Linked DNA regions of Homo sapiens: regions 1 and 3 are each linked to region 2. Evidence: read pairs that join two places in POLR2A ChIA-PET (ENCODE). Cell type or tissue: OCI-LY7. All regions are shown on one strand. Each heading gives the region's core, and the rest is flanking DNA. Links, peaks and the distances in the headings are about the cores only. Region 1 overlaps MAVS (mitochondrial antiviral signaling protein). Region 2 overlaps SLC23A2 (solute carrier family 23 member 2). Region 3 holds the start of LOC124904864 (a long non-coding RNA gene).

Region 1 (10,450 bases), core at 1,990-9,989, 1.1 Mb after region 2:
CAAGGAGTTTGAGTCCAGCCTAGGCAACATACCAAGACCCAGTCTCTTAAGTAAATTTTTTAAAAAATCAATTTAGTTTCCAAATGAGATCAACATATTAACATATTATATTTGATTGCTTTGCCTTTTTTTTTTTTTTTTGAGGTGGAGTTTCACTCTTGTTGCTCAGGCCGAAGTACAATGGCACAATCTCAGCTCACCACAACTTCCGCCTCCCAGGTTCAAGCGATTCTTCTGCCTCAGCCTCCTGAGTAGCTGAGATTACAGGCATGCACCACCACACCTGGCTAATTTTGTATTTTTATTACAGATGGGTTTCTCCATGTTGGCCAGGCTGATCTCGAACTCCCGACCTCAGGTGATCCGCCTGCCTCAGCCTCCCAAAGTGCTGGGATTACAGGCATGAGCCACCGCACCTGGCCCAGGTTTGATTTCTTTAAAAGAATTCTTCACAGGTGCTATTTACCTTTTTAAACATTATTTTTCTATTTTTGTTTTGTTTTTGAGACGGGGTCTCACCCTGTCACCCAAGCAAGAGTGCAGTGGTGCAGTCACAGCTTACTGCAGCCTCAAACCCCTGGGTTCAAGCAATTCTCCCACTTCAGCCTCCCAAGTACCTGGAGGTACAGGTGTGCACCACCACGCCCAGCTAATTTTTTTTTTTTTTTTTTTTTTAGAGACAAGGGTCTCACTATGTTGCCCAGGCTGGTCTCAAACTCCTGGCCTCAAGCGATCCTCCCACCTTGGCCTCCCAAAGTGGTTCCCACTTATAAGTGAAAACATTACAGGTGTGAGCCACCATGTCTCACTATTTACTTTTTATTCATCTCATCAAGAGAAGAGAAATTCATAACATTAACTACTTACGTTAGGGGCTACAGCCCCTACCGTAATTTTCTAATCAGGTAGTTTCTTCTATGCTTGGTTAACTGGAATTTGTGTGTGTGTGTGTGTGTGTGTGTGTGTGTGTGTGTGTGACAGAGTCTCACTCTGTCACCCAGGCTGGAGTGCAGTGACACGACCTCAGCTCACCGCAACTTCCTCCTCCCAGGTTCAAGCGATTCTCCTGCCCCGGCTTCCCGAGTAGCTGGGATTACGGCTGTGCACCACGACACCCAGCTACTTTTCTTTTGTATTTTTAGTAGAGATGGGGTTTCAACATGTTGGCCAGTCTAGTCTCGAAATCCTGACCTCAAGTGATCCACCTGCCTGGCCTCCCAAAGTGCTGGGATTATAGGTGTGAGCCACCGCACCCAGCCTAACTGGAATATTTCTATAAAGAATCTTCCCTCATCAACTCTTTGTTATCCTGAAGTACCTCAACCTCAGCCTCCAGAGGAGCTGGAACTACTCAAATAGAAAAGGCAGGATCAATTCTTTCCCTTTACTGACCAGTTTTCAGAATGAGTTGGTTTCCTGGGGCATCCTCTAGAGGTCAACAATGAATTCTTTTTAGTATTATCATGAACTGGTGGCTTTTTTTTTTTTTTTTTGAGACGGTCTCACTCTGTTGCCCAGGCTGGAGTGCAGTGGTGCGATCTCGGCTCACTGCAACCTCCGCCTTCTGGGTTCAAGCGATTCTCCTGCCTCAGCCTCCTGAGTAACTGGGACTACAGGCAAGTGCCACCACGCCCAGCTAATTTTTTCTATTTTAGCAGAGAGGAGGTTTCACCATGTTGCCCAGGGTGGTCTCGAACTCCTGAGCTCATAGAATCCACCCACTTTGGCTTCTCAAAGTGCTGGGATTACAGGCGTGCGCCACCATGCCTGGTGTTTTTTTTTTTTTTTTTTTTTTTTTTGAGACGGAGTCTCACACTGTTGCCGGGGCTGGTGTGCACTGGCGTGATCTCGGCTCGCCACAACCTCCACCTCCCGGGTTCAAGCGATTCTCCTTCCTCAGCCCCCTGAGTAGCTGGGACTACAGGCGCGTGCCACCACGTCTAGCTTATTTTTGTTTTGTTTTGTTTTGTTTTTTTGAGGCAGAGTCTCTGTCGCCCAGGCTGGAGTGCAGTGACGCTATGTCGGCTCACTGCAAGCTCCGCCTCCCAGGTTCACGCCATTCTCCTGCCTCAGCCTCCCGAGTAGCTGGGACTACAGGCTACCTGCCACTATGCCTGGCTAATTTTTTTTTTTTTTTTTTTTTTTTTTTTAGTAGAGTCGGGGTTTCACCGTGTTAGCCAGGATGGTCTCAATCTCCTGACCTGGTGATCCGCCCACCTCAGCCTCCTAAAGTGCTGGGATTACAGGCATGAGCCACCGCACCCGGACTGTATTTTTTTTTTTAGTAGAGACGGGGTTTCACTATGTTGGCCAGGCTGGTCTCAAACTCCTGACCTCGTGATCCACCTGCCTTGGCCTCCCAAAGCACTGGGATTACAGGCGTGAGCCACCGCGCCTGGCCAACTCATGGATTTTAAAAGCCTATTTGATGAGTTTCAGTCCACTGGAGTCAGGTCTTTTTTTTTTTTTTTTTGGAAGTGCTGTGATCGTGACTCACTGCAACCTCTGCCTCCCAGGTTCAAGCGATTCTCCTGCCTCAGCCTCCCGAGTAGCTGGGACTACAGGCGCGTACCACCATGGCCAGCTAATTTTTTTGTATTTTTAGTAGAGACGGGGTTTCCCCATGTTGGCCAGGATGGTGTCGATCTCCTGACATAATCCACCTGCCCCGGCCTCCCAAAGTGCTGGGATTACAGGCATGAGCCACCACCCAGCCCAAAGATTCTATATTATATATACAGTTTTCCACTTTTTTTTTCCTCTTAGCAAAACATCATGGAGTTCACTCCATAGCAGTATAGAGATACTCATTTCTATTCACAGCTGCATAGCACTCCAATGTAGATATACCTTGGTTTATTGCCAATGTTCTGTAGATGGACATTGTCTGAGTTATTTCCAGTCTTTTGCTATTTACACAGTGGGCTATAATGACTAGCCTTGGACATATATCTTTATTTTTGCCAATGTTATCTTTGGCTTAGACTACTAGAAATGGAATTGCTGGGTCAAAAAACACATGCATATGTCATTTTGTAGGACAGAATCAAATTCCCCTCCTGAAGAGGCAGCTGCTATAATGGTGCTTCCAGTGGTTCCTACTTCTGGGTAAATTGCCCCTTGACTGCAATTTACAGAAGTGATGGGAGTGGATGCAGAGGCTCCTGCCTGTAATCCTAGCACTTTGGGAGGCTGAGCCAGGAGGATCACTTGAGCCCAGCAGTCTGAGACTAACATAGGCAACACAGTGAGACCGCATCTCTACTAAAAATCATGAAAGTTAGCCAGGCATGGTAGCGTGTGCCTCTGGTCCCAGCAACTCAGGAGGCTGAGGTGGGAGGATTGCTTGAGCCCAGGAGTTTGAGGCTGCAGTGAGACATTCTACTCCACTCTACTCCAACCTGGGCGATAGAGCATGCCCTTGTCTTAAAAAAAAAAAAAAAAAAAAAAAACTGCTGGGATGTCACTTTCAAGATTAAGTACCAAAGGACTGTGACTTCTGTTTTGCTCTCATACATTCTCTGTCTGAGAGCTGGGAGCTTGTCTTTAAGTAGAAACCCACCCATCCCCAGGGAGAAGGCAGGAGGGAAAAGGAGGAGAGGTCACAGACAAGCCCCCTGACTCTGTTGATCTTCACTGCAGTAGCTTCTCATTACAAGCAGGCATCTGGCCATTGTAGACCATTATAACTGTAGTTCTAGAAGTAATAATAGCAGATTTATTGTACAGAAGTGTCCACGGGCTCACAATTCTAAGGACATCATCATGACAGCAAGTAGGAAAAAAAATTAAAGTAATTCTTTCACCAATTACCAGTTTATCTCTTCTCCAATTCCTTTGGATACGCCTCCTGCAAGAAGCCGATTTCCAGCTGTATGTGATAATGAAAGGGTTTTTCTTTCTTATGTTAAATACAAGCGAAGTGATTAACTGGAAGATAGCGTCTGATTGCGAGGAAATCAGTGATTCAGATGGTGTGGGAATGGCACCTGGGGATGGGGGAGGCAGGACGGAGATGGAGGAAGCTGGTGCAGCCTAGCCTGCCTTGTGCCAAGGACACCCAAGGGCAGAGGGACTGAGCTCTGGGGGAGGACAGATTTGACATAACTGGTCCAGCCTCACAGTTTACAGGTCCTGGAGGGTGAGGAAAGTGGGAGCTGGCTGCGGATGCAGGACAAGAACCCAGGGCTTCCCTTCATTTTGCCTGCCCTGCCACTTCCTCCCGCCACTTCCACCCTTCCTACCCCTCCACCTCCCTTGTGCCTTTCACTGCCTTTTACAGCATTTACATTACACTTCAGTAAAAAGTTGTGGTTTTGGCTGGTTTTTTTTTTTTTTAAATAAAAACAGCACTGAAGAAGTAGAAGGAAGATATTCAGGGTTTTTATTTTTATTTTTTGAGTCTGGGTCTCGCTCTGTCACCCAGGCTGGAGTACAGTGGTGAGATCATAGCTTACTGTAGCCTCGACCTCCCGGGCTCAAAGATCCTCACACCTCAGCCTTCCAAGTAGTTGGGACTACAGGCATATATCATCATGCCTGGCTAAATTAACTATTTTATTTTAAGAGATGTGGTCTAGCTATGTTACCCAGGCTGGTCTCGAACTCCTGGCTTCTAGCAATCCTCCCACCTCAGTCTCCTGAATCACTGGGATTACAGGCTGGGGCCATCATGCCCAGCTCTAGGTTTTTAAAATGTAGGCAAGGAGGTCAGCATTTACACAAAAGCAGGGTTTGATCTTAGGAAGCTTAATAAAGAGAGGGGTCTAATCAAGGTTTCCTGTAGGATCTGGGCTTTAAGTTAGGCCTTAAAGAACGAAGAATGTTTGTGGGTGTAGTAAGCAATGACTTGGAGCAGAGCCCTCTAGCCATTGGGCTCACCCTCACAGGCAGGCGCCACTGACCCTAGGGGGGTGTAGGCAGCTGGAGGAAGTACTGTGTGTCCCCCATTCCAGCGATGGTGGCCCCTCTCAGAGTCAATACCCTTCCTTCCAAGAGACTGAACATACAACTGGACAATGGCCAGGCCACATATGACAATAGACTCTGGCCAGAAACCCATGACCAGCCTGGGAAGCCAAGGAAGCCAAACCACAGCCTCAGCAGCAATCGGACCCAGAACAGTCTGAACTTAGTGGCTGCCAGCTTCTTCCCAATCCCCAGCCACCACACCCCCTCTTCCAACTCCAGACCAACCAGAGAAAGCCAAATATACCCCCCCAACCAACCAAAGATGCCCCTCCAGTTAGTCCGCTCTGTCCCCATGCCAACAATCTCCAATCACAGCACACCCAGAGCCTTCCCTTTTTTTCCACTATAACATTTCACAGTCCCTGCCTGCCTTTGACCCCTGCCAAATACAAGCAATCATGGCTGACTCCTTTGCAAACTTTGACCAAATGGCCTCTCTGCTCTTGTTTAGGTGGTTTTTATTTCCACATCTCCAACAGGGAGTCTGGAAACAAACTGACAATACTCGTGAAATCAACACCCAGATGAGGTAGACCAGCACTCCAGGATGCCCCTCCCCAGTATCCCTCCCCTGTTAACTGTTCCCCTGGCTTCTAACACCATGGATCAGTTTTGCTTATTTCTGTACTTTTTGTAGGAAGAGAATCATACAATGAATTCTCTCTTGATGATGAGGACTCTGACCTCTTTTGCTTGACCTCATGTCTGTGAAATTTATCCATGTTGCTGTGCATAGCGATATTTTCATTCATATTCGTTGCTGTGCAGTAGTATTCGACCCTGTGACTTCACTGTAGCTTCAACTGTGGATGGACATTTGGGTTGGTGGATGGACATTTGGGTTGTTTCAGGTTTGGGGCTACAGTCAGCGTGTGGTTAGAAACATTCTTGCCAATGTCTCGGTGGACATAGCTTTCTGTGGTGTACATACCCAGGAGTGGAACTGCTGGATCAGTTTATACGTATGTTCGGCTTTTGGTAGATACTGCCAGTTTTCCAACAGGGTCACACCAGCTTGGTCCATTCAGGTTACAATGAAACACCTTAGCCTGGGTAATTTGTAAACAACAAAAAATTATTTCTCACAGTTCTAGAGGCTGGGAAGTCCAAGATCAAGGTGCCAGCAGATCCAGTGTCCAGGGCGGGCTCTCTGCTTCAGAGATACGGTGCCTTCTCACTGCATCCACACATGGTAGAAGGGACAGAAGGGCTCCCTCAAGCCTGTTTTATAAGGTGCTAACCCCATTCATGATCTCCACCCTCATGACCTAACCACCTCCCACAGGCCCCACATCTTTATTATTTTTTTGAGATGGAGTCTCGCTCTGTCACCCAGGCTGGAGTGCAGTGGCACGATCTCGGCTCACTGAAATCTCCACCTACTGGGTTCAAGCTATTCTCCTGTCTCAGCCTCCCGAGTGGCTGAAATTACAGATGTACGCCATCACACCTGGCTAATTTTTGTATTTTTAGTACAGATGGGGTTTCACCATGTTGGCCAGGCTGATCTCAGACTCCTGGCTTCAAGTGATCTGCCCCCTGCCAGCATCCCAAAGTGCTGGGATTACAGTCATGAGCCACCATACCCAGCCCCAAAGGCCCCACCTCTTAATGCCATTGCTTTGGGGGTTAGGATTCAACATATGAATTCAAAGGGTACACCTACATTCACAACACAGCACTGACTTAGATTCCCTGCAAAACCCATGAGAGTTTCATTTCCTCCATATTTTCATCAGCATTTCATCTTGTCAGATTTACTCTCTATAGGTTCTAAGTATTATTCCCCCTCTGCTGATTTACTTATTATAAACAGTACATAACTGATCAGATAAACACTTGTCCCTTTGCCACCCCTAATGCCTGCCCCCACTTCATATTCCAGGAACACTCCATTAAACCACCCCCTACTGTACTGGTGGGTGGTGGGAGGGGGCTCATCGGGTGGGGTCTTTGCCGTATTATTCTGTGTCACTGAGGCCTATCACAGTGCTCTGCACATGTAGGTGCAAATATCTGTTGTATGATTACATAAAAGAATGATGTGAAAGCCTATTTGTCTGTACCACAATCATGAACGTCCCCAACCACTTGAAGGCACTCATAGTGTCTTAATCATCTTAGGCCTTCGATCTGGCATAGGTAACTCCTTTAATAAACAATGTCTGCTAAACCAAATGGCTTCCTGAGGCCTGGCATTTTAGGCTGTGTCCCCTGCCCCACCTCGCCCAGCCTGGGGCATTGAGCCTGGCTGGGCACACACGTGATAGTTGTAATCATATTGTCATAACATCCCTGAGACTACATTAATTACATATTGAGTGTTATAGTACTATTATAGCAGGTGGCAGATGTTGGCACACTGGGCAGAGATGTGTTGGTGTGAAAAACCTCTATGTACTTTAAAGACAGGGTCTCCCTCTGTTGCCTAGGCTGAAGTGCAGTGGTGCCATCATAGCTCACTGTAACTTCAAACTCCTGTGCTCAAGTGATCCTCCCACCTCAGCCTCCTGAGTAGCTGGAACTTGAGGCACATACCACCACACCCAGCTAATTTTTAAATTTTTTGTAGAGATAGGGTCTAGCTGTTACCTACACTGGTTTTGAACTCCTGGCCTCAAGCAGTCCTTCTGCCTTGGTCTCCCAAAGTGCTGGGATTATAGGTATGATCCACCACCTCCAGCCAAAATCTCACTTTAAGTGGGGTCCCTAACTCCAGACATGTGATAAGCTGTGGTTCACAGGCATAAAGAACATCCAGCCTGGGGCCCCGGGGTCAGAGTTTTCCCTCGCATTGTCCCCTGGGTCCTTCATCCCTCCTAATCTTGCAAACCAGCTGTCAATTGGGTTGAGATGGTATCTCTTTCATAGGGTCATTATGAGGATTAAATGACTTAATATATGTAAAGCACTTAGCTTAATGCCTGGCAGACAGTAAGGTATGGAGTAAGTTGTAACCCTTATTATTATTGCTGTTGCTGTTAGCAACAGAGTGAGGAATGCTAGGAGTGACCATGCCCAGCACCGAATGAGGCCTTCATAGCCTTGGGCTAAAAGAAAAAGAGCAGAAAGGTGAACACAGGGGAAGGCCTCAATTTCAACACAGATGCATTAGACCAAGGACTCTGAACTCACTTTCCCTGGAGGTGGGGGTGCTATCAGCTGCTTAATGGAGCATCATGGAAAATGTGGGACTCAAGGCCTGAAGGACTCCATTCCTAAGAGATGGGAGCAGGAGACATGCTACGGAGTTTGAATCTTGCCTAGCACAGGGATTTCTGCCTGCTGGAAGGGCTCTGTCAGGGCCTAGTGGAAGCCCCTGCCTCAGTGGGGCAAACTGCCACTGGACACACCCATCATTCATCATCACCTCTCTGGGACAGTAGTAGCAGCCAGGCACCTCCAAAGAGCTTGACAACAGAGGAACCCGCTTCGGCCCCTCCTCTGAAGACAGGATCCTGCGCTACTCCAACTCTGAACTGGTTCAAGGTGAGAGACGTCATCCACAGAGGCCACAAAACCAAGAGGTGGATGCCTCATTGTTACTTCATGCTGTCTGGGAGCAAAGAGAGGGCCTTAGGCACAAAATCCTCCAGACCCGCATCTGCCCCTTGGCTTTCTCAACCCTTCACTCTCCAACTTCTATAAATAACCTGTACAGTGGCCAGGCACCGTGGTTCACACCTGTAATCCCAGCATTTTGGGAGGCCAAGGCGGGCGGATCACTTGAGGTCAGGAGTTCGAGACCAGCCTGGCCAACATGGTGAAACCCCATCTCTAACAAAAATACGAAAATTAGCCAGGTGTGGTGGCGGGCATCTGTAATCCCAGCTACTTGAGAGGCTGAAGCAGGAGAATCACTTGAACCTGGGAGGCGGAGGTTGCAGTGAGCCGAAGTTGCACCACTGCACTCCAGCCTGGGCAACAGAGCAACACTCTGTCTCAAAAGAAAAGAACCTCTGCAGAATGAGGGGAAGCAGGGAAGCAGGCAGGGGTGAACAAGATGGCCATGAATTGATAATTACTGAAGTTGGGTGATGGGCTCATGGGGATTTGTTATTCTACTCTCTCTACTTTTTTGTGTTTGAAAGTTCATAATAAATAATGTTGCTCAAAGGAAGCTATTAATAGTTTGAGGCCAGGCAGGGTAAAGAGCATCTCCTAGATTTTTTTTTTTTTTTTTTTTTTTTTTTTTTTTTTTTTTTTTTAGAGATAGGGTCTTGCTTTGTTGCCCAGGCTTGTCTCAAACTCCTGGCTTCAAGGGATCCTCCCACCTCGGCTTCCCAAAATGCTGGGATTACAGGCACAAGCCACCACATCCAACCTCCCTCATATTTGACTAAGAAGTCTCATAAATCTGAGAACACCTAGCAAGGAATTAAGGCGAGGGTGTGGCACTGTTCTGGCTTCAGTCTATCACCAGGCAGAGTCCACGCATTCTTCCCAGGGAGAAAGAAGCAGTGACAGCTCTTGGGCTTTGAGGGAAATGATTCAGCGGGAGAAAGAAGGTGGAGAGGGGCTAATATGCAGATACCATTGCTGCAGGTGGCTCTGCCCCTAAGCACTGAGGAGGGCACTGGTCCCTCTGGCCCCACCCAGCCTTCACCCCAAGGTGAAGTACGCTTTCTCAGGTCCCCAAGGATGGGTGGCCAGGTCCCCCACTGGGAGTGGAGGTCTCACTCCCTTCCTTGGGTTCTGACCTCCACATTATCTGGCTGTGAGGGTGACCTGCCTGGCTTTCCCCACCAAGTGCAGCTCCCCGCAGCTGAAAGCCACACTCTCAACACAGGACTCCTGAGATCTGACACTGGCCAATTCACACCCTGCTTGAAGCTGGCATTTGAGAGGCCTTCAGGTTGACAACAGCAGCAACAAGTTTGCTGTTCAAAGTAGGCCAAGTCACGGCTTTGAGCGGCATCATTTGAAAAGTGCTGGGATCAGCCAGGCGCAGTGGCTCACTCCTGTATCCCAGCACTTTGGGAAGCCAACGCAGGTGGAGCACTTGAGGTCAGGAGTTCAAGAACAGCCTGGCCAACATGGAGAAACCCCGTCTCTACTAAAAATACGAAAATTAGTCGGGTGTGGTGGCAGGCCTCTGTAATCCCAGCTACTCGGGAGGCTGAGGCAGGAGAATTGCTTGAACCCGGGAGGCGGAGGTTGCAGTGAGCTGAGATCATGCCACTACACTCCAGCCTGGGCAACGGAGTAAGACTGTCTCAAAAAAAGAAAAAGGAAAAAAAAAAGTGGTGGGGTTTGGGTGCAGTGTCTCACATCTGTAATCCCAGCACTTTGGGAGGCTAAGGCAAGATCTCATGAGGCCAACCTGGGCAACATAACAGCATGACCTCATCTCTATAAAAAATTTAATTTGGCTGGGCGCGGTGGCTCACGCCTGTAATCCCAGCACTTTGGGAGGCCGAGGCGGGCGGATCACAAGGTCAGGAGATCGAGACCATCCTGGCTAACACAGTGAAACCCC
Region 2 (10,450 bases), core at 1,502-9,501:
ATGCAGGCTGCACTTTTTGCTATACTGCCCCTCCCTTTCCCCTTTCACGTCCCAGCCACAAGATTTCCCTGAACGAGTCAGGGATTTCCCCAAGTATTTGAATGCCTTTTATGCATTGGACACTGTGTCCCTGCTGCCATCTCATTCTGGTGGGGAGCGGACAGGAAGCTGGGAACCATGGAAACACAGAAGACGGACAGCTGACCCAGGAGTGCTCCCTGGAGGAGGAGGTCTCTTGAGCCCAGACCTGGGAACTCTGGAGGTCAGCGTGGGCAGTGTGGGCAGCACCTGGCACTGAGGAGAAATGGCCAGGATGACGAGGCTTAAGATGGTCTTGTTATAATTTTATTTAAATAAAGTTTTGGAAAGAAAACTTCTGCTGAAAGATACCAGGTACAGTAGGCGCTGTAGCATCTGTTTGCTATAGCATTAGGTTAGAAAAAGAAAGACTGCGGATGACTTTGTATCTTAAACCCCCAAACAAACAAAGCATACACCACTCTGACATTTTACTTTCTCAGACTCCATCGCTCTTCTGAACAAGCAGGCAAATGAGTTATCGTCTTGTCACCTAGATACCATGACCATCACCTTTCATGGCTCATGCATAATTCGATGGCAGCAAAATGACGTGTCTCAGGCTGGACTCAGGAGCTTTTTTAGGATTTAGTGTTGCATTTGGGACTAGAGCTTGTCTGTACCAGAGCTTCTGGGACTAAGTCTTTGGGCTGGACTGAAGGGATCTTCTGTAGGCAGAGCCCATTCTTCAACATCTTGTTTCATTCTGTCAGTTGTGCATTTTACTTTATGTGCCATAAACTATTTGCTGTCAGTTAGGAATGATCCTCCCCACCCAACTCACCCCATGGATGTTTCAGGAAAATTTCCCACGTTTATCCAGTGGCATCGCATCCTCTCTGGCCCACTGGTGAGGACCTGAGAACCCATTTTTAGATTATTTCTAACTAGTACAGTGTTTGCCCAGGGACCCTTTTTTTCTACAGTCAGAGCAGGGTTGCTACTGTCAGGACCCCTCTTGGGGCCCTGGGAGTGGCCTCTAAGGGATCATTACTCCTGGGGCTCGCTACAGATGGAAACTGGTTTCTGAGATGGAACTTGGCAGTGGTACCTATGTTCCCTCTCAGAAATCCAGGTTTTATCTGGCTTCCTTTAAAACATTTCCAACTCTTAAAAGAATTAAGTCCACAAACTGAGACAGTGACAGAAGGCTGAGATGGCACATTAGGGTGCAAAGGAGATTCCTTCCATTGCAGTCATTGGGGGTAGTTTGGTTTAGGGCTCTGGTAGATTATTGTAATTAATTATAAGGCCACCCTGGTGCTGCAATTCTGGGTACCCCCTCCATCATTGTGGCAGGGGAATATGATGATATTTTGTCATCAGTGCCATCATCTTATACCGCTTTCTCACTTTGGCACAATATTTCTATGGGCATGTTAGTTTAAGGTCAGTAAATAATCTGATTTAAGTCGGGCACTTGGAACATGCCTTTCATGTCAGTGTGCAGAGTTTTTCCATCAGTGACTTGCAGACTCTTTTCCCCTGACCCACAGCATGAAGCATTTTACCTTGACACTCTCGGTTACCCCTGTCTTTTGAGATATGCTCTGAAGTTTTTTGTTCTGTCAAATGCCATTGTTTTAAAAATTCTGGTCAAGATCCACTAATTTAATTTCATGACCTACTAGTAGGTACTGACTTGCGGTTTGAAAAATGAGCGCTGGCTAGGCATGGTGGCTCATGCCTGTGATCCCAGCACTTTGAGAGGCTGAGGCGGGAGGATTGCTTGAGCTCAGGAGTTCGAGACCAGCCTGGGCAACAAGTAGACCCTGTCTCTACAAAAAATACAAACATTTGCTGGGCATAGTGGCGCATGCCTGTGGTCACAGCTACTCAGGAGGCTGAGGTGGGAGGTTGCAGTGAGCTGCGATTGCTTGACTGTACTCCAACCTGGGTGCCAGAGCCAGACTGTGTCTCAAAAAAGACAAACAAACAAACAAACAAACAAACAAGATCAAGAGTTCCTGCAGTGTTTTGGAGAAGACTGCAGGATGATTGTTATTTTTTTTTTAAATTCAGTCACATGCTGTGAGCATACTTGTCATCACAAGATCAAATAATCACCACTGCTTACAAGTTCATTCGTTGCTGCTTGGAGCTTTAAATGGAATAATTATAGCTAGGATCAGCATCAGAATTGCAAACTCCCTGAAGTCGGACTCTGTGTATTAGGTAACCAGTTAAGTCATTTCATTCAAAGGAAGTTGATCATATACAAGTTGAAGATTTTTTTTTTTTTTTTTTGAGAATTCAGAGCGTTTCATTCAAAACTAGCCCTCACCACACCTACAAGTTGAGGGCATATGTTCCAACAGTCTTTTCTGACTTGAATTAAAAGCATTTAGGTCAAATGTTAGCATTTAACAGAACTTAATGGAGCAGCCACAGTTTGATTATAATCCCCTTAATGGGATTTAAGCAAAGAGCCATGGATTGGCTTTTGAAATGTGCTTCATCATTGAACCTAGCCGGCCCTGAAAGCTCTTGTGTCTTAGTGAGAACCAAAGTAGCACTTGGCAGGCTGAGGTTTTGAGTGTCCTTATCCCAGAGGGCACTCCTTCTTAGTCATATTCTTCCCCTGTCTGGATTGGTTTAAAGAAGTGCAGACAATAGCTTTTTCCCAGCCAAGATTGCCTATCCCAAGGTGTGGGTGATCTGAGGACCTCTAGCATGAGAATATTTGTGCATTTGTTAAAAATACAGGTTCCTGGCCGGGTGCGGTGGCTCATGCCTGTAATCCCAGCACTTTGGGAGGCCAAGGCAGGTGGATCACGAGGTCAGGAGTTCAAGACCAGCCTGGCCAAGATGGTGAAACCCTGTCTCTACTAAAAATACAAAAATTAGCCGGGTGTGGTGGGGCACACCTGTAATCCCAGCTGCTTGGGAGGCTGAGGCAGAGAGTTGTTTGAACCCGGGAGGTGGAGGTTGCAGTGAGCTGAGACTGCACCACTGCACTCCAGCCTGGGCGACGGAGCAAGACTCCATCTCAACAAACAAACAAACAAAAATACAGGTTCCCAAGCCCCCAAGGTAGGTCTATAGGATTAGAATATGAGGAGGGGACATTTTTAAAATTGGTGGGATTACAGGGTTTTTTAATTCTTTTAGTCTTCTAAAGTCAATTTTATTGCGATAGTGTTTACATAGAGCAAGTGGATATACATCCAAATGGAGCCACCAGAATCACAGTCAAAACAGTAGATTTCTATCATTCCAAAGGTTCCATCCTTTCCCTGGGGAGCCCTTTCCTCCATTCTTGCCCTAGGTAACCACTCTCCGCTTCCCGTAGAATGGTTTGTCTTTTGAGAATCAGACTGCATGTCTCGTGTCTGGCTGCTTTAACGAAATGTCTGTGCAGCTCCCTTGTGCTGTCGGGCACGTCAGCAGACGCTCTCTGGTTTGTTGCTAACTAGCATGCCTTTTGATGGACCCACCATGATTTGCTTACCCGTCCACCTCTTGATGGCTCTTTGGATGTTTCTAGTTTGGGGCTGTTATAAATAAAACAGTGTCAAATTTTTGTCTTACATGTATTTGTGTGAAAGAAATCTGTCTTTTTTTTTTTTTTTTTGAGACAGAGTCTGACTCTGTTGCCTGGGCTGGAGTGTAGTCGTGCAGTCTCAGCTCACTGCAACCTTTACCTTCTGGACTCAAGCCATCCTCCCACCTCAGTCTCCTAAATAACTGGGACTACAGGCGGATACCACCATGCCTGGCTAATTTTTCTGTTTTTTTTTTTTGGTAGAAATGGGGTTTCGTCACGTTGCCCAGGCTGGTCTTGAACTCCTGGGCTCAAGCGATCCGCCTGCCTCAGCCTCCCAAAGTGCTGGGATTGCAGGTGTGATCCACCGTGCCTGGCCCAGAAGTGTATATTTTAAATAAGCTTCCCATGTGAGTCTTAAGCACATGAGCCACTGATTCTTATTCTGGCTCTTCCTCTCTCTCGTATCCTTTTGGAGAAGTGTGGGTTTTTGTCTAGAGCAAATGATGGATTTGCCATGGATTTATATTTCTGATATAGTATTTATTCAGTGCCGTCTACTTGGAGTAAATGTAAATTTCATTAGCATTTATGGAACATCTATCTTCTCCACACCGCCCCACCCCCCGCCCTGTGTACTTCCTTGTAAAGAGCATCTGTCTATTCTGTACTAGGAGCTGGGAATATAAAGATGAATTTTATGTTTTATTTTTTGTAGAGTCAGAGTCTCGCTATGTTGCTCAGGCTGATCTCGAACTCTTGGCCTCAAGCAATCTTCCCAACTAGGCCTCCCAAAGCGTTGGGAGTCACTGTGCCCAGCCTTAAAGATGAATTTTACATAGGGGGATTCTACTCTTTGGGCAGACTATTAGTGATTAATTCATTCAGCCATTGGAGGGTTTCTGTGTTACCTGCTCACTCTGCTAGGTGCTGATCATGAAAGGACAGGTTTTTCTTAGGATTTGGTGGTTCTTTCGAGAAACACAGAAGGTTTTGGTATTTAACTCCACGAATAGCTCAGCTCTGAAAACTTCTGGACAGTGCCATCACATTTCTCCTTCAGGTGGCCCTGCTAAGCCACAGTGAGAGGGGTGACTCTGTTTCCTGGACAGGGAGAGATGGTCGGATAAAATGAAGTTCAAAAGAAATCATTACAGGCTGAATAGCTGATGAAACAAGTACTGATTAAAAGCTTCTGCATTTGTGCGTGATTGTTGGTGGGTGGAGAGCTAGTGATTCAGTCCTTAGGGAATTGGAAGATTTGTTACACGTCTAAATATTTTATTTTACTTTTCTACTTCCTCATAACAGAATTTTCCAGATGGCTGATTTTTTTTATCTGTCAGGTTTACATTTATTTCCAGGCGACTTTTTTTTTTTTTTTTTTTTTGAGACTGTAGCGATTTCCTGCTTCCTTTAAGGTAGTGATTTTTAACTTTGGCTGCAGGGAGCTTTAAGAAATCTAGATACCAAGTATAATTTGTAGCACCTTGGCTTTTCTCCACTCTCTTCTGAAACCCAAAGTTATTTTAGAACTTTAAACATGAGGACATTATTCCGCACTGCTGTATCCTGAGCTCACAGCAGAAAGGACTGAATTGATTTGCTTGCATTACATTGTAAAGGGGGTAGATGCTGTAAGGGGAACCAGCCTTTCCCCTGGACTTGAGTCTGAGGAGTAAGGAAGAACTGGTGCTAATGTGGACACCATGAGGCTCTTAGGGGTGAAATTGGGCCCATCTTTTGTAGTTAAGTTAGTTTAGAAAATATAGAGGAGTAAAAACAGGAAAATAAGTCATTTGTGTTTCTATCACTCAACATTTTGGTTAACATTTTGGTGTGTGTATACATGGCCACATACTTTACACATACACAGTGGGTTAATGCTGTACATACTATCTTTTTCATTATATATATTGCTTTTAATTCTTTTCACTTATGAAATAACTTTTTTCACTCAAAACTAGTATCTTCTACCATTCTTTTTATTTTTTTATTTTTATTATGATAAGAACATTTAACACGAGATCTACCTTATTAACAACTTTTTTTTTTTTTTCCTCGAGACAGAGTCTCACCCTGTCACCCAGACTGGAGTGCCGTGGTGGGATCTTGGCTTACTGCAACCTCTGCCTCCTGGGTTCAAGTGTGTCTCCTATCTCAGCCTACCAAGTGGCTGGGATTACAGGCATGCTCCACCACGCCTGGCTATTTTTTATATTTTTAGTAGAGATGGGTTTCACCATGTTGGCCAGGCTGGTTTCGAACTCCTGACCTCAGGTAATCTGCCCACCTTGGCCTCCCAAAGTGCTAGGATTACAGGCCCAGCCGACAACTTTTTGAGTGTACAATATGGTATTGTTTTGTTTTCTGGCTAATTTAAAAAAATTTCATTTTTTGTAGAGATGGAATCTTACTATGTTGCCCAGGCTGATCTTGAACTCTTGGCCTCAAGCAATCGTCCCACTCTTAGCCTCCCAGAGTACTAAGATTATAGGCGTGCATGAGCCACCATGCCTGACCGACGTATTGTTAATTATAGGCACAGTGTGGTCCAGCAGATCTCTAGAATTTGCTCATGTTGTGTAACTGAAACTTTTTTTTTTTTTGAGACAGAGTCTTGCTCTGTCGCCCAGGCTGGAGTGTAGTGGTGCAATCTCGGCTTACTGCAACCTCCGCCTCCTGGGTTCAAGTGATTCTTGTGCCTCAGCCTCCTAAGTAGTTGGGCTTATAGGCGTGCACCACCACGCTGAGCTAACTTTTGTATTTTTGGTAGAGACGGGTTTTCACCATGTTGGCCAGGCTGGTCTTGAACTCCCGACCTCAGGCAGTCCTCCTGCCTTGGCCTCCCGAAGTGCTGGGATTACAGGCGTGAGCCACCGTACCTGGCAACCTAAAACCTTTAACCTGTTGAAGTCAGTTCTCCATTGACCGCCCCCCCAAGTCCCTGGAATCCACCATCCTACTCTGCTTCTGCATTTGACTATTTTAGACGCCTCACGTAAGTGGAATCATGCAGTATTTGTCCTTCTGTGACTGGCTTGTTTCACTTTATGGAAAGATGTTCACCCTGTGTTATGTAAAAAGGCAAGTTAAAAAATAACACATATATAACAGGGTAAACATCTTTCCATGTCAATAAATATTTCTGTGCTTTCTTAACAATGTTAAAATGTAGACGTTAGGTCTTACTTTTTCTGGATTTTGTTACTTGGTGGTAACCAATTGTCTTGGCATGTATAGTTGGTTTTATGATTTGAAGTGCTGCCATATCATATGTACATCAGTTTTTGGGTTTTTTTTTTAATGACTAATAGTTACTTTGTTTTCATACTTGTTGAACTTCTGTTTATTACAACTTTACATTAGGGTTCTTATCTCACTGACCACACTCCTCCTATTTCTCAAATATTTGTGGCTATCCTTGCTTATTATTATTGTTGTTATTTTGAGATGGGGTCTCACTCTGCCACCCAGGCTGTAGTGAAGCGGCATGATCTTGGCTCACTGCAAACTCTACCTCCCAGGCTCAAGTGATCCATCTCAGCCTCCCGAGTTGCTGAGACCACAGGTGCATGCCACCACACCCAGCTAATTTTTTGTATTTTTGGTAGAGATAGGGTTTTGCCATGTTACCCAGGCTGGTCTCAAACTCCAGAGCTCAGGTGATCCACCTGCTTCCACCTCCCAAAACTGTTGGGATTAGAGGCATGAGCCACCATGCCTGGCCCTTGCTTATTCTTCTAGAGGATTTTTTAGCAAGCTCCTCTGACCTGTTGGGGGGGTATTAATGGATTTTTATTAAATCTGTGTAGATTATGTTAATTGGAAAATGAATATTCTTACAGTACCTTTCCTATCGAAGAGTATCCTCTGTTTCTTTGGTTTTTCAAATCCTTTTTATGTCCCTCAGTAATATTTTATCGTTTTCTTCATAAAGGTCACACATATTTTTATTTAATTTATCCTTAAGTATTTAACGTTATTCTTGCCATGGTGAGCAGGATTCCTTTATCCTATTATTGTCAGGCATGGGCAAACCTTTCTATAAATGTCTTTGGCTTTAGGGGCCAGGTGATCTCAGTCACATGTTCTTCTTTGCTGTTGTTCACAATCCTTTAAACATGTAAAAACCATTTTTAGCAGGGACCTTAACAGAAACAGGCCAGATGGTGGCTAGCTAGCTGCTGATACAGATGCTTGTCGCTGGCATTTGGGAAATGTTTGATTCAATCACATCGAAAGAGGCTTGCTCATGTGTTTTGTAACTCGCTATGTAATTGTAGGTTCTCTGAGATTTTTCATATCTTTTGATGTAGTTATAATTTGGACTTTTCTAATACTTCCCTCATCTTTCTTGGTCGGTGTACATTGATGGTGGTGACGTTGACACCCCCGACTTGTTCCTGACATCTGTTGTGTCACAGATAGGTTTGATGTAGTAAGATTATTAAACAAAACCACTCTTACATTATACCACATGCCTTAAAAAAATCATTTATCAGTCCACAAACGTTGGAGAACCTTTAATATATGTGCCAAGTTCAGCACCAGGGGTGGAGGTAAGATGGTGAGGCTGTGATACTGTTTCTTTCTGTTTCCCACAGCTCTCTGGCTAGGCAGACAGATAGACATGATCTTGCTTTGTTACAATCATCTTTTAAAATTTTACCTTAATTTTTTTTTGTACAGATGGGGTCTTGCTATCTTGCCCAGGTTGTTCTCAAAGTCCTGGCCTCAAGCAGTCCTTCTGCCTGGGTCTCCCAAAGTGTTGGGATTACAGATGTGAGCCATCACACTCAGCCCTCCACATGGTCCTCTGACATCATGATGAGGTGGTGATCAGAGGAAGTATTGATGGGAGTCACCCCAGTGAGAAGGGGTGAGATGAAGGGGGCTTATTTTGGAGGGATGGCATGAGCAGGGTCCTGAGAGATAGGAGAGGCCTGTGAGTAACCACAGTAGGGGCCATGAGGGACTGGGAAAGGGGGCCTGGATAGGCCCCATAGTCACCTCTTGTGAAGGAATTTGGGTGTCACTCTAAATTAGGAAGCCATCAAAGAGCATGGTAATTTTCTGTTGAAGCATCATGCTACTTACCATTTGGACAAGTGTTTAGAGCCATCAAGATGGAATGAGGGGCCCGGCATGGTGGCTCACGCCTGTAATCCCAGCATTGGGAGGCCAAGGTGGGCGGATCACCTGAGGTCGGGAGTTCGAGACCAGCCTGACTGGCCAACATCTACTAAAAATACGAAATTAGCTGGGCATGGTGGCGCATGCCTGTAATCCCAGCTACTCGAGACGCTGAGGCAGGAGAATTGCTTGAACCTGGGAGGTGGAGGTTGTGGTGAGCCGAGATCGCACCATTGCACTCCAGCCTGGGGAACAAGAGTGAAACTCTGTCTCAAAAAAAAAAAAAAAAAAAAAGATGGAATGAGTCTGGATTACAGGTGCAGTGGCTCATGCCTGTAATCCCTGCACTTTGGGAGGCTGAGGCAGGAGATTGCTTGAGCTCAGGAGCTCAAGACCACCCTGGGCAACATTGTGAAACCTCATCTCTACAAAAACTAGCCAGGTGTGGCACATGCCTGTAGTCCTAGCTACTCAGGAGGCTGAGGTGGGAGGATCACCTGAGCCTGGGAAGTCAAGGCTGCAGTGAACTGTGATCGCGCCACTGCACTCCAGCTTGGGCAACAGAGTGAGATCCTATCTCAAAAAAAAAAAAAAAAAAGATGGAATGAGAACACGAGTTAAGTGGCTGTTGTGATGTTGATGAGAGACCATGGTGATGTGTGCTAGGGAGCAGCCATGCAGGTGAATAGAAGTGCATATGTTAGAGAGTTCCTAGTCCAAGGAGGGTGGGTATCAGCCCTGGAAAAGGAGCTTGAAGGTGATTCCTGCCCCTCAGTGCCCCCTCAAAAATCACAAGGAGGGCAAAATCACCAGCAAGTCTCACAGAGGCAGTGTGTATAGGCCAGCTGGCCTGGGCTGTGTTTGTCCAGGGAAAACAGCTGTAAGCTGAGCATTTAAAGGGCAGTTTTATGTCTTGTATAAACAGTGTAATGGCAGGTTCAGATTACTGATTCAAGTTTGAATCCTGTTCTACTGCCTATAGCTGTGTATACTTTGGCAAGTTATTTGACTTCTCTGAAGCTCAGTTTCTACTTTTGTAGAGTTTGTGTGCAAACCAAGTAATATTATGCTTACTGGCCAGAAATAACTGTCATTTATTTAATAAGAGGTCAGAGAAGTGCCTGGCACACACCGACACTTAGCAACTGGAAAATTGCAGTTATTACTGCCATTGTCGCCATCATGATCTTCTATCCCTCTGCTCCTCCTTCCCCACTGTCATGTATTAAGGCCAAGACAGCGAGTGGATTTGCTCATTCTCTTTCTCTCTTTTGCAAAGGGTAGGAAAAGGGGCAATGAGGGACCACGGGTTGGCACACACACTTTCCCCAGTGTCAAATTCCCGGGGAGATTTTGCTTCTTGTTTTAATACAGAAGTTAAACTCCACTCTTCCCTCACCTCTCCCCTTTTATCTGTTGCATTTTGCCGCTGGACCTTGGCATTTATACACACCACGCTCATCCTGTGTGGATAAACCCTCTGATCTCGGGTTGTCGCATACTTTCTGACCTTGAGAGTGTCTGCATCATCCTTGTGCACCGGGGTGTGGAATGCTCTGTCCTTTTGGGCTTTTTATGGCGTGTCCAAGGACACATTTCTTTGCTCACCCCTTCTTCGTTCTTCCTCCATGTACTGTCCCTGATGAAAGGTGCTCCCCTCTTCCTGAGCCCTGCAGTCCTCTTCCCTGACGCCTTTCTCAGAACATCACTGCTCTGCGCTGTATGAGTCTCATCCTCTCCTGTGCTCTTTCA
Region 3 (10,450 bases), core at 1,494-9,493, 720 kb before region 2:
CTACTTTTAAGGGCCCATGTAACTACGTTAGACCTGTCCAGACAGTCCAGGATAATTTCCTAACCCAAAAGTCCATAAATTTAATTGCATTTGCAAAGTCCCCTTTACTAGGTAATGTAGCTTGCGCAGGTCTAAAACCAAGGATTAGGGAATTGACATCTTCAGGAGGATTGTTACTCTCCCTACCACTATGACCCCAGGTGAGAGCGTCAGAAGAACTGCCCAGCTGAGTCCAACCCAAAGACTGACCCACAGAGACACCAGCAAATAAGATGAGTGGTTTGCTATTGCAGCAATAATGTGCAGGCACATCATGACCACAATAATCTCTGATCACAAACAGCCAAAGGAAAATGCCCTTGGAATATGTACTCAAAATGCAAAGGAGTCACTCAAACCTTGAAAGCTCTCAGAGACAAAGTTCTTGGGGCTCACTCAGAAACCTGATCCAATCTTCTTGCTGTTAAACGTTCCTCAAAATGAGAAATGGGTAATCAATCTTGGAAGGACAATGGATTCTCCAAATTAATTATCAGTAAAATGTAGAGGTTGGACTCAAAAGACCATTAAATGTCTACCTATGCTCCATGCTTTTCTGATTATCTCACACCCAGCAGCATGTTGAAAATTGGTTGTGGTGGCCGGGCGCGGTGGCTCAAGTCTGTAATCCCAGCACTTTGGGAGGCCGAGAAGGGCGGATCACAAGGTCAGGAGATCAAGACCATCCCGGCTAATAGGGTGAAACCCTGTCTCTACTAAAAATACAAAAAAAATTAGCCGGGCGTGGTGGCGGGCACCTGTAGTCCCAACTACTCGGGACGCTGAGGCAGGAGAATGGCGTGAACCCGGGAGGTGGAGCTTGCAGTGAGCCGAGATCGCGCCACTGCACTCCAGCCTGGGCGACAGAGCAAGACTCCGTCTCAAAAAAAAGAAGAAAATTGGCTGTGGTGCCAGATGGGTCTCTTCAGGTCTGCCATTTGTCCTGCAAGAGGGTGGACACATTTCACATTGTACAACATCGGTTGAGAAAAAGTCTTCATTGTGAAAAGGTGAGTTCTACAAGACCAGGATAGCAAGACAAAGTCACATGTGGTCTTCAGCCTCTCATCAAATCAAGGACCAATCTGCCATAGCCAAGACAGCTGCTGGACACACAGTAGGCCCATTCCAGTGAAAGGACAGCACCCAAGCTCCAGTGCCTATTGGCCTGGGATACTTGGCCAGTGGGGAAATGCAACAGCCCAGGGACTAGAAGGTCCCCAACTGCCCCAGCCGTAAGGCTCTTGATATTCCTAGACAACTCCATTTTACAGCTGACTTCCCAGATCCGAACCACTTGGTACCAGTCCATGCGATCCTTCGTTGACAAGGGCACTTTCTCATTCTTGCTTTTTATGGGGAGGGGGTGGGGGGAATGGAGACTCGCTCTGTCGCCAGGCTGGAGTGCAGTGGCGTGATCTCGGCTCACTGCAACCTCCGCCTCCCGGGTTCAAGCGATTCTCCCGCCTCAGCCTCCTGAGTAGCTGGGACTACAGGTGGCCACCACCACACCCAGCTAATTTTTGTATTTTTAGTAGAGATGGGGTTTCACCATGTTGGCCAGGCTGGTCTTGATCGTCTTGACCTTGTGATCTGCCCACCTTGGCCTCCCAAAGTGCTGGGATTACAGGCGTGAGTCACTACACCCGGCCCTCATTCTTGCCGTATAAGAAGAAAGACCACAGTAGGGAAGGGAGTTACTCCACTGGAATATCACTCACACCATATCCATAGATGTCCTGGCCCTGACATATCTTCTTTGGGATTATGAGAGAAGGTGGGACTGCGTGGGATTATAAGAGGACGTGGTGACAGTCAAGCTCTTTGTGGAAGGGCAGAGCTACACTGCACAAGGATAAGGGGTGGAGTGAGGATGGAGGGTGTTAGCTGCCCTGCACACTGGTAGGAAGGGTTTACAGCTCTGTAGAGATAGAGCCTCTGAATGGGATGGCTGCATGTATGCAAATGGTTTGGGGCCCTAGGTATTACACAGAGGCCTTGACAAACAGGCTCCACCTAAACTTGAGGGGAGAAGACACTGGAGCTGGGTAGTAAAACTCTACATCTTCCAGTGGATCAGAAGGCAAGACATCTGGACTGAGTAAGCCCTGGGTGCTGGCATAATCCTAAAGAATTGCAGAGGAACCTCTTCACCAGAAAAATGGGGTTGAATTTATCTACCACTAAAGTCAATAGAGGCTGAACCAGATTTAATTTTATTTAGGAATATACAGAAAAGTGACGGGCGGGCATGGCGGCTCACACCTATAATCTCAGCTCTTTGAGAGGCAGAGGCAGGAGGATTGCTTGAGCCCAGCAGTTCAAGACCAGCCTAGGCAACATAGTGAGACCTTGTCTCTACAAAAAAATGAAAAAGTTAGTCCAGTGTGGTGGTGCACACCTGTAATCTCAGCTACTCAGGAGGCTGAGGTGGGAGAATCACTTGAACCTGGGAAATTGAGGCTGTAGTGAGCCGTGGTCACATCACACCACCGCACTCCAGCCTGGGTAACAGAGCAAGACCCCATCTCAAAACAAAAAGAAAAGGGCCCGGGCACGGTGGCTCAAGCTTGTAATCCCAGCACTTTGGGAGGCCGAGGCAGGCAAATTACCCGAGGTCAAGAGTTCAAGACCAGCCTGGTCCACATGGTGAAACCACATCTCTACTAAAAATATATTTTAAAAAATCAGCCAGGTGTGGTGGCGGGCACCTGAAATCCCAGCTACCCGGGAGGCTGAGGCAGAAGAATTGCTTGAACCTGGTAGGCGGAGGTTGTAGTTAGCTGAGATCCCACCACTGCACTCCAGCTTGGGTGATAGAGCGAGACTTTGTCTCCAAAAAAAAAAAAAAACAAAGAAAAAAGTGACAGTTCTTAAGTTTGATTCTCACAGAAAAAATTCATACAGATTCATATATATGAGCATAAAATCATATTAATAAAGGGCTATTATATATAAGATGTAATATCCAAAAGAAAGGACAAGTAAAGGTTGTTTAGGTACTGAAATAGTGAGAGAAATCATTGACAATGAGAGGGTTCTTATATCCCCTCAGATCTTACCAGAAAGGCTGATGCTTCTTACTCTGCTTTGTTTTTGGTTTTTCGGGGTTTGTTTTTGAGACAGGATCTTGCTCTGTCACCCAGGCTAGAGTAATCATGATTAGACAGCATAATCATAGCTCACTGCGGCCTCAACTTCCTGGACTCAAGTAATCCTCCCACCTCAGCCTCCCAAAATCCTGGGATTACAGGTGTGAGCCACTATACCCAGCCTGCTTTATTTTTTTATTTTTTATTCTTGAGATGAATTTTGTTCTTTTTGCCCAGGCTGGAGTGCAGCGGCATGATCTCGGCTTACTGCAACCTCTGCCTCCCGGGTTCAAGCAATTCTCCTCCTCCTTCATTTTTATTATATTTTTTATTTAAAAAATTATTAACTTACAAAAGAGAGAGAGAGAGAGAGAGAGAGAGAGAGACGAGGTCTCATTATGTTGCCCAGGCTGGTCTCAAACTCCTGGCCTCAAGCGATCCTCCTGCCCTGGCCTCCCAAAGTACTGGGATTATAGGTGTGAGCCACCGTGCCCAGCCTAGGCTGCTTTCTTAAAAGCCTCACTTAGTAGATCTTAGAGACTTTGCAAAGAAACATACTTCAGTAGTCTGTCATGTTGGAAATTGAAAGTCAACTTAAGCATCATGTCCAAAATTGCAAAAACCATCATTTGCCAAGCAATTTGTTTTTGTTTTTGTTTTTTTGAGACAGAGCTTCAGTCTTGTTGCTCAGGCTGGAGCGCAGTGGCACAATCGCGGCTCACTACAACCTCCACCTCCCAGGTGCAAGTGATTCTCGTGCCTCAGCCTCTGGAGTAGCTGGGATTACAGGATGCCAAGCAATTTGTTTTGAACAGTTGCCTTGCCTATGAAAGGCAGCCAGTAGAAGGTAACATTGTATTGTGGCAATGTAAACACAGACTATCTTCTTATAAACACATGCCCTAAAGACCATGAGCCGCTCATTCAACCTTGGGAGTCAGCAATTGCATGTGGATGTAATGACTGGAAGTTTTCAGATAGGAAAAAAACACAAGGTGTGTCTTTTCAGGGTGAACTAGGGAGATTAATGGTTACATTAATATCCAACTATTAGACATATTTACTGCTGCAGGAGAACCATCTCCTTACACCATAGCTTGGCCTCATGATAGTGGAGAAAATCACCTGCATATATAAATATGAAATGTGACTGACTATAATGGGGCTATAATGTTGAAGATTTTTAATGATCAGTCAAGGTCAATGGATTACAAGCTTTTGAAGTGTCTAAAGTTTGTCCCAGCCGACGATTATCTGGATAGAGAGGGACTTAGAGGAGTGTCTTAGTCTGCTTTGGCTGTCATAGTAAAATATCACAGACTGGGTGGCTGAAGCAACAGAAATGTATTTTCTCACAGTTCTGGAGGCTGAAAACCTAAGATCAGGATAACAGCAAGGTCAGGGTGTGGTGAGGGCTCTCTTCCTGGCTGGCAGATGGCTGCCTTCTAGCTGTGTGCCCACATGGCCTTTCCTCAGTGCACGCATGTGGAGAGACAGCAATCTCTCTCTTTTCCTCTTTCTATAAGGCTACCAGTCCTACGCCTCCACCCTTTTGGCCTCACTTAACCTTAGCATGAAACAATAGCAACCTACAGTAAGAGAGGGTGGAATCTGCAGCTCAGAGCAAGGAGGGCTGGAATATTCAAAGGAGGCTTGATTATGTATTTATTTATTTACTTACTTTAGAGGCAGAATCTCATTCTGTCACCCAGACTGGAGTCCAGTGGCATGATCATAGCTCACTGTAGCCTCAAACTCCTGGGCTCAAGCCATTCTCCCACCTTAGCCTCCTGAGTGGCTGGGACCACACGCACACGTGACCATGCCAGGCTAATTTTTTTTTTTTTTTTTTTTAGACAGAGTCTCACTCTGTCCCCCAGGCTGGAGTGCAGTGGCGTGACTTCAGCTCACTGCAACCTCTGCCTCCTAGGTTCAAGCAATTCTCCTGCCTCAGCCTCCCGAGTATCTGGGATTACATGTGCCTGCCACCACGCCCAGCTAATTTTTGTATTTTTAGTAGAGACGGGGTTTCACCATGTTGGCCAGGCTGGTCTCGAACTCCTGACCTTGTGATCCACACTCAGCCTCCCAAAGTGCTGGGATTACAGGCATGAGCCACTGTACACGGCCATTTTTTTTTATTTGTATGGATTTAGGAGGCACAAGTGCAGATTTCTTATATGCACATACTGCGTTGTGGTAAACCTGAGCTTTTAGTGTACCCATCACCCAAATAGTGAACATTGTACCCACTAGATTTTTTTTTTTTTACATTACAGGTGTGAGCCTCCACGCCTGGCCAGTAATTTTTTTTTTTTTTTAAGAGACAGGGCTGGGCACGGTTGCTCACTCCTGTAATCCCAGCACTTTGGGAGGCCGAGGCAGGCAGATCCCGAGGTCAGGAGATCGAGACCATCCTGACTAACACAGTAAAACCCCATCTCTACTAAAAAAATTAGCCAGGCGTGGTGGCAGGCGCCTGTAGTCCCAGCTACTTGAGAGGCTGAGGCAGGAGAATGGCTTGAACCCAGGAGGCGGAGCTTGCAGTGAGCTGAGATCATGCCACTGCACTCCAGCCTGGGTGACAGAGCGAGACTCCATCTCAAAAAAAAAAAAAAAAAAAGAGAGACAGAGTCTCGCTCTGTCTCCCAGGCTGAAGTGCAGTGGTGCAATCATAGCTCACTGCAACCTGGAACTCCTGGGCTCAAGTAATTCTCCTGCCTTAGCCTCTCAAGTCGCTAGGAATACAGGCATGTGCCACCACACCCAGCTAATTTTTACTTTTATTTTTGTAGAGATGAGGTCTCATTGTGTTGCCCAGGCTGGTCTGAAAACTCCTGGGCTCAAGTAATCCTCCCACCCTGGCCTCTCAAAGTGCTGGAATTACAGGTGTGAGCCACTGCACTCAGCCTACAATAAGTAATTTTTCAAACCTCATTCCCCTCCCACTCTCCCGCCTTTCAGAGTCTCCAATGTCTACTATTTCATTCTGAATGTCCATGTGTACTCATTGTTTAGTTCCCACTTATAAGTAAGAACAGGCAGTATTTGACTTTCTGTTTCTGAGTTATCTCCCTTAGGATAGTAGCCTTCCATTCCATCCATTTTGCTGCAGATAATATGATTTTATTCTTTTTTATGGCTGAGTCGTATTTCATGGTGTGTGTGTGCGTGTATGTATACACTACATTTTCTTTATTCAATCATCCATTGATAGACACTTAGGTTGATTCTGCATCTTTGCTATTGTGAATAAATAGTGCTGCAATAAACATGAGTGCAAATATCTTTAGTATATAATGATGTCTTTCCCTTTGGGTATGTATGCAGTAGGGGGATTGCCGGGTCGAATGGTAGTTCTTTGAGAAATCTTCAAAGAAGACTTTTTTTTTTTTTTTTGAGATGGAGTCTTGCTCTGTTGCCCAGGCTAGAGTGCAGTGGCACAATCTCGGCTCACTGCAACCTCTGCCTCTGGACTTAAGCAATTCTCATGTGTCAGCTTCCTGAGTTGCTGGATTACAGGCACGCACCACCACGCCGGGCTAATTTTTGTATTTTAGAGATGGGGTTTCACCATATTGGCCAGGCTGGTCTTGAACTCCTGGCCTCAAGTGATCCACCCATCTCCACCTCCCAAAGTGCTAGGATTATAGGCGTGAGCCGCCACTCCCTGCCCAAGGAAGACTTCCTAAAGTTAGGACTATCTTGGGACAATAAAGCTTAATTGTAATTTTCCTAAAGCATGAATACAGTCAAGTAAATGCCTTGTTCATTGGCTTCCCATTGCTCTTCAGAGAAATGCCCAGACTTTTTACCACTGTCTCCTGACCGTCCATTCCAGTGCTCTGCCTCATCTATTGCCAGGCTCTAATGCAATCCTACTGAGCTTCTTCCAGTCCCAAGGAGCTTGCTTTCACCTTCAGGCATGTGCCTACATTGTTTTCTCTGCCTGGAACACTTATCCAACCAATACCTCACACTTCATCCCTCCACCCTCAGTTTGGGCCTGCTAGCTGATCTTATCCTTGAGGTCTCAATTGAAAGAATGCTTCCTCCAGGAACACATAACCTTATAACCTTCCACCAGGGCTGGTTATGTGTACTTTCTTTTTTTTTTTTTTCTTTTTTTTTTCAGACAGAGTCTCACTCTGCCACCCATGCTGGAGTGCAGTGGCACCATCTCAGCTCACTGCAAGCTCCGCCTCCCAGGTTCAAGCGATTCTCCTGCCTCAGCCTCCCAAGTAGCTGGGATAACAGGCATGCGCCACCATGCCGGGCTAATTTTATATTTTTAGTAGAGACGGGGTTTCTCCATGTTGGTCAGGCTGGTCTTAAACTCCCAACCTCAGGTGATCCGCCTGCCTCGGCCTCCCAAAGTGCTGGGATTACAGGTGTGAGCCACCGCACCTGGCCACGTGTAATTTTTATGCTCACTATCCACCATGGTAGTGAGAATAGTATCATAACCTCCCACACACCCATCCCCTGGCTTCATTTGGTGATAGAAATCATCAAATATTCCATCAGTGAGCTGAGATGGTGCCACTGCACTCCAGCGTGGGGTCCACACTCATATCTACAAGTGACTCTCTAACCACAAACTCACTACGGCTGACATTCTTTCCCTCGAAGCGAACTCACCCAAATGCACTGACAGACAGCCCAGATGTACCACTGATATGGTCTGACCTCATTGTAGGGCTCTTCAAGAGCTGGAGAACTGACAGTGTGCTGTTCTTAAAGGGAAAGAAGGGCAAGGATCTATGGCACCTCCAGGGGGAAGCTCTGGGCCCCACCCCAGCGCAGGCTTTGAGGGCATCTCAGGAAGTTTATAACAGGCTGCAAGAAATGTTTGTGCACGTGCAGTCTATGTCCCTGTGAGGCACACTGTACCAAAAGCTGGATCTAAGTTTAGGTCGTTTCTGAGATCTTCCCCCCTTTCAAGATCCTCTAAAAATAGCTTCTCTCTTACTTAGGAAATCTGTCTTGCTATGGAACATAAATATGCTGATTTGAGTCCAACAGAAAGAAGCGTTACTGCCTGAGAGAAAAACCAGGGCTCTTAGTGAGGGACATGGGTGGGTAAGGAACTATCTGAAATTATTTTCCTTGTCCTTTAGAATGTATGCAGTGGCCCCCACCTCCCCCACCCCCAACCCTGGCAAGGTTCTACACTAAAAATGCAGTGGAGGGGGGCTTCACCGCTGAAATTTGGTGAATCTAGGAGGGAGATACGGGCAGCGTTCCAAGGCCTGCTTTGCAACACAGAATGTCAGTGAGAGAAATGCTGAAAAACAAAGAGGAAGGGTTGATATTTCCATGTTGGCAGTTGATCACATTCAGTCTTGTTCAGTGAAGCCGCTTCAGGGCTGTTGCCATGGGAACCAGACATGATTCAGTAGTTTGTTGAATGCAGCTTCCATGGGCTGAAGTTCTGAAGCTGTATCAGGGTTTCCCCCTCTTGTCAGGTGTTTTGAAGCTGCCAGAGTATTTTCTTCCAATACATGTTTTTTTTTTTTAATTTTTAATTTTTTTTTCTTTAACAATACAGATGGAGTTTCTCTATGTAGCCTAGGCTGGTCTTGAACTCCCGGGTCCAAACAATCCTCCCGCCCCAGCCTCCTAATTTTTAATGTTTATTTTGTGTAGAGACAGGATCTCACTACAGTGCCCAGGCCGGCCCAAAACTCCTCTGCTCAAGTGATGCTCCCACTTTATATGCCCAAAGTGTTGAGATTACAGGCATGAGTCCCTGTGCTTGACCCCAATACACGTGTTTTTATTTGTATTTTGTAATGTTGTCCTGTTTTAAAATATTTAATTTTACATTTTTGAGACAGGGTCTTGCTTTGTCTCCCAGGCTGGAGTGCAGTAGCATGAACATAGCTCACTGCAGCCTCCACCTCCTGGGCTTAAGTGATCCTCCCACCTCAGCCTCCCAAGTAACTGGGACCACAGGTGTGCGCCACCACCCCTGGATAATTTTTTTAATAATTTTTTTTTGAGACAGAATCTTGCTTTGTTGCCCAGGCTGGAGTGCAGTGGCACATCTCTGCTCACTGCAACCTCCACCTCCCAGGTTCAAATGATTCTTGTGCCTCAGCCTCCCGAGTAGCTGGGACTACAGGTGTGCACCTGTAATTTTTTTGTATCTTTAGTAGAGATGGGATTTCACCACATTGGCTGGGCTGGTCTCGAACTCCTGGCCTCAAGTGATCCACCTGCCTTGGCTTCCCAAAGGGCTAGGATTATAGTTGTGAGCTTAAATAATATTTGCAGAGACAAGATCTCACTATGTTGCCTAGGCTGGTCTCAAACTCCTGAGCTCAAGCAGACCTCCTGCCTCAGCCTCCCAAAGTGCTGGGTTTACAGGTGTGACCCACCATGCCAGGCCACAAGTGTTTTTAATTTCACTATCTATGAACACACAAAACAGCTGAAATAAAATGGCTAAATGCATGAGCCTAATATTTGTAGGATTTTAATTATTTTGTCAGGAATGAACTAATTTGGCACATTTCCCAGAAGGAGCCTGTGCTTGTAAATTGCATGTGGTTGCATGCTGAATTCTGCATCCCAATGTAAAAGACGGAGATCACCAAGGTCAGCCCTGATTTGCAGCCTTTGCTCTTTCCTGTCCGTGCTGGTTCAGGAAAACATTCATCATCGCGGTGACTTCCTTGTAACCTTTCCAAGTTCTTCACGTTCCTCATTTGTTCAGACTGGACAGTTCTCTGGTGAGAGTCTGGCCAGACATCTTGTCTCTTTAACCACCCAATGAGGTGTATCACCACCGGTTTCCTCCTTGCCTTCAGCCCTCTTAGTTGCTCACAAGACACACGTGGATAGGCAGCTGATACTTAAAAACTCTGATCTGGGATTCTTTCCAGAAATGCCTACAGCGGTCAGTGTGTAGAAATCAGCATACATTGAACAGGAAGCGATGAGGTGGGGGCTGTAGCAGTGGCCTCTGAAAGGACTGAGTTGAGATCCAGGATTGGCCTCTCAGTGACTTGTTTCCTTTTCCATGACTGCTTCCAGATTCCTGGGATGTGCTGCCCAGATTCCTCCTCGGGCTGGAAGGATTTCTTCTCTCAGCTGCTGGAAGTGTTGTAAGCTGATGGCTGATTGCCTCTCCAGGAACTACCCTCTTCTAAAAAAGGGGCCACCCACCCCACTCCAGGCTTTGCTTCCTTCCTGGGCATCCCACAGACCATACCTGGTTTGTGGAGGGGATGGGAGAAAGGCCTGGCCCCCTCACTCCCGCCCACCTTGCTCCAATGCAGGCACGTCTGAAGGGTCACCTGGCTGGCTGCAGC

Evidence for each region. Peaks named below come from ENCODE experiments on the same cell type or tissue, not always from the same donor. Only the 100,000 strongest peaks of a DNase experiment are listed, where the experiment ranks them.
Region 1: POLR2A ChIA-PET joins it to region 2 with 7 read pairs; 2 of 35 experiments call an interaction of 5 or more read pairs at or near these places.
Region 3: POLR2A ChIA-PET joins it to region 2 with 6 read pairs; 1 of 35 experiments calls an interaction of 5 or more read pairs at or near these places.

The regions. Positions count from the first base shown.
Region 1 is chr20:3,869,364-3,879,813 of GRCh38, reverse strand. It overlaps MAVS (mitochondrial antiviral signaling protein), which reads right to left. Exons shown (of 7, transcript NM_020746.5): 7 at 3,696-10,450. Among named protein-coding and RNA genes, the nearest start is that of PANK2-AS1, 15 kb to the left of the region's middle. In OCI-LY7, for the core only: no CTCF peak of the experiment used is centred there; no DNase peak of the experiment used is centred there.
Region 2 is chr20:4,936,877-4,947,326 of GRCh38, reverse strand. All of the region lies in intron 2 of SLC23A2 (solute carrier family 23 member 2), which reads left to right. Among named protein-coding and RNA genes, the nearest start is that of SLC23A2, 59 kb to the left of the region's middle. In OCI-LY7, for the core only: no CTCF peak of the experiment used is centred there; a DNase peak (open chromatin) is centred at 4,856; H3K4me3 peaks cover 374 bases; H3K27ac peaks cover 906 bases.
Region 3 is chr20:5,657,138-5,667,587 of GRCh38, reverse strand. It overlaps LOC124904864 (a long non-coding RNA gene), which reads left to right and starts at 10,020. Exons shown (of 2, transcript XR_007067511.1): 1 at 10,020-10,243. RefSeq lists an enhancer at 10,043-10,450. In OCI-LY7, for the core only: CTCF peaks have their summits at 7,878 (motif pointing right) and 8,626; DNase peaks (open chromatin) are centred at 2,007, 7,967 and 8,517; H3K4me3 peaks cover 913 bases; H3K27ac peaks cover 5,495 bases.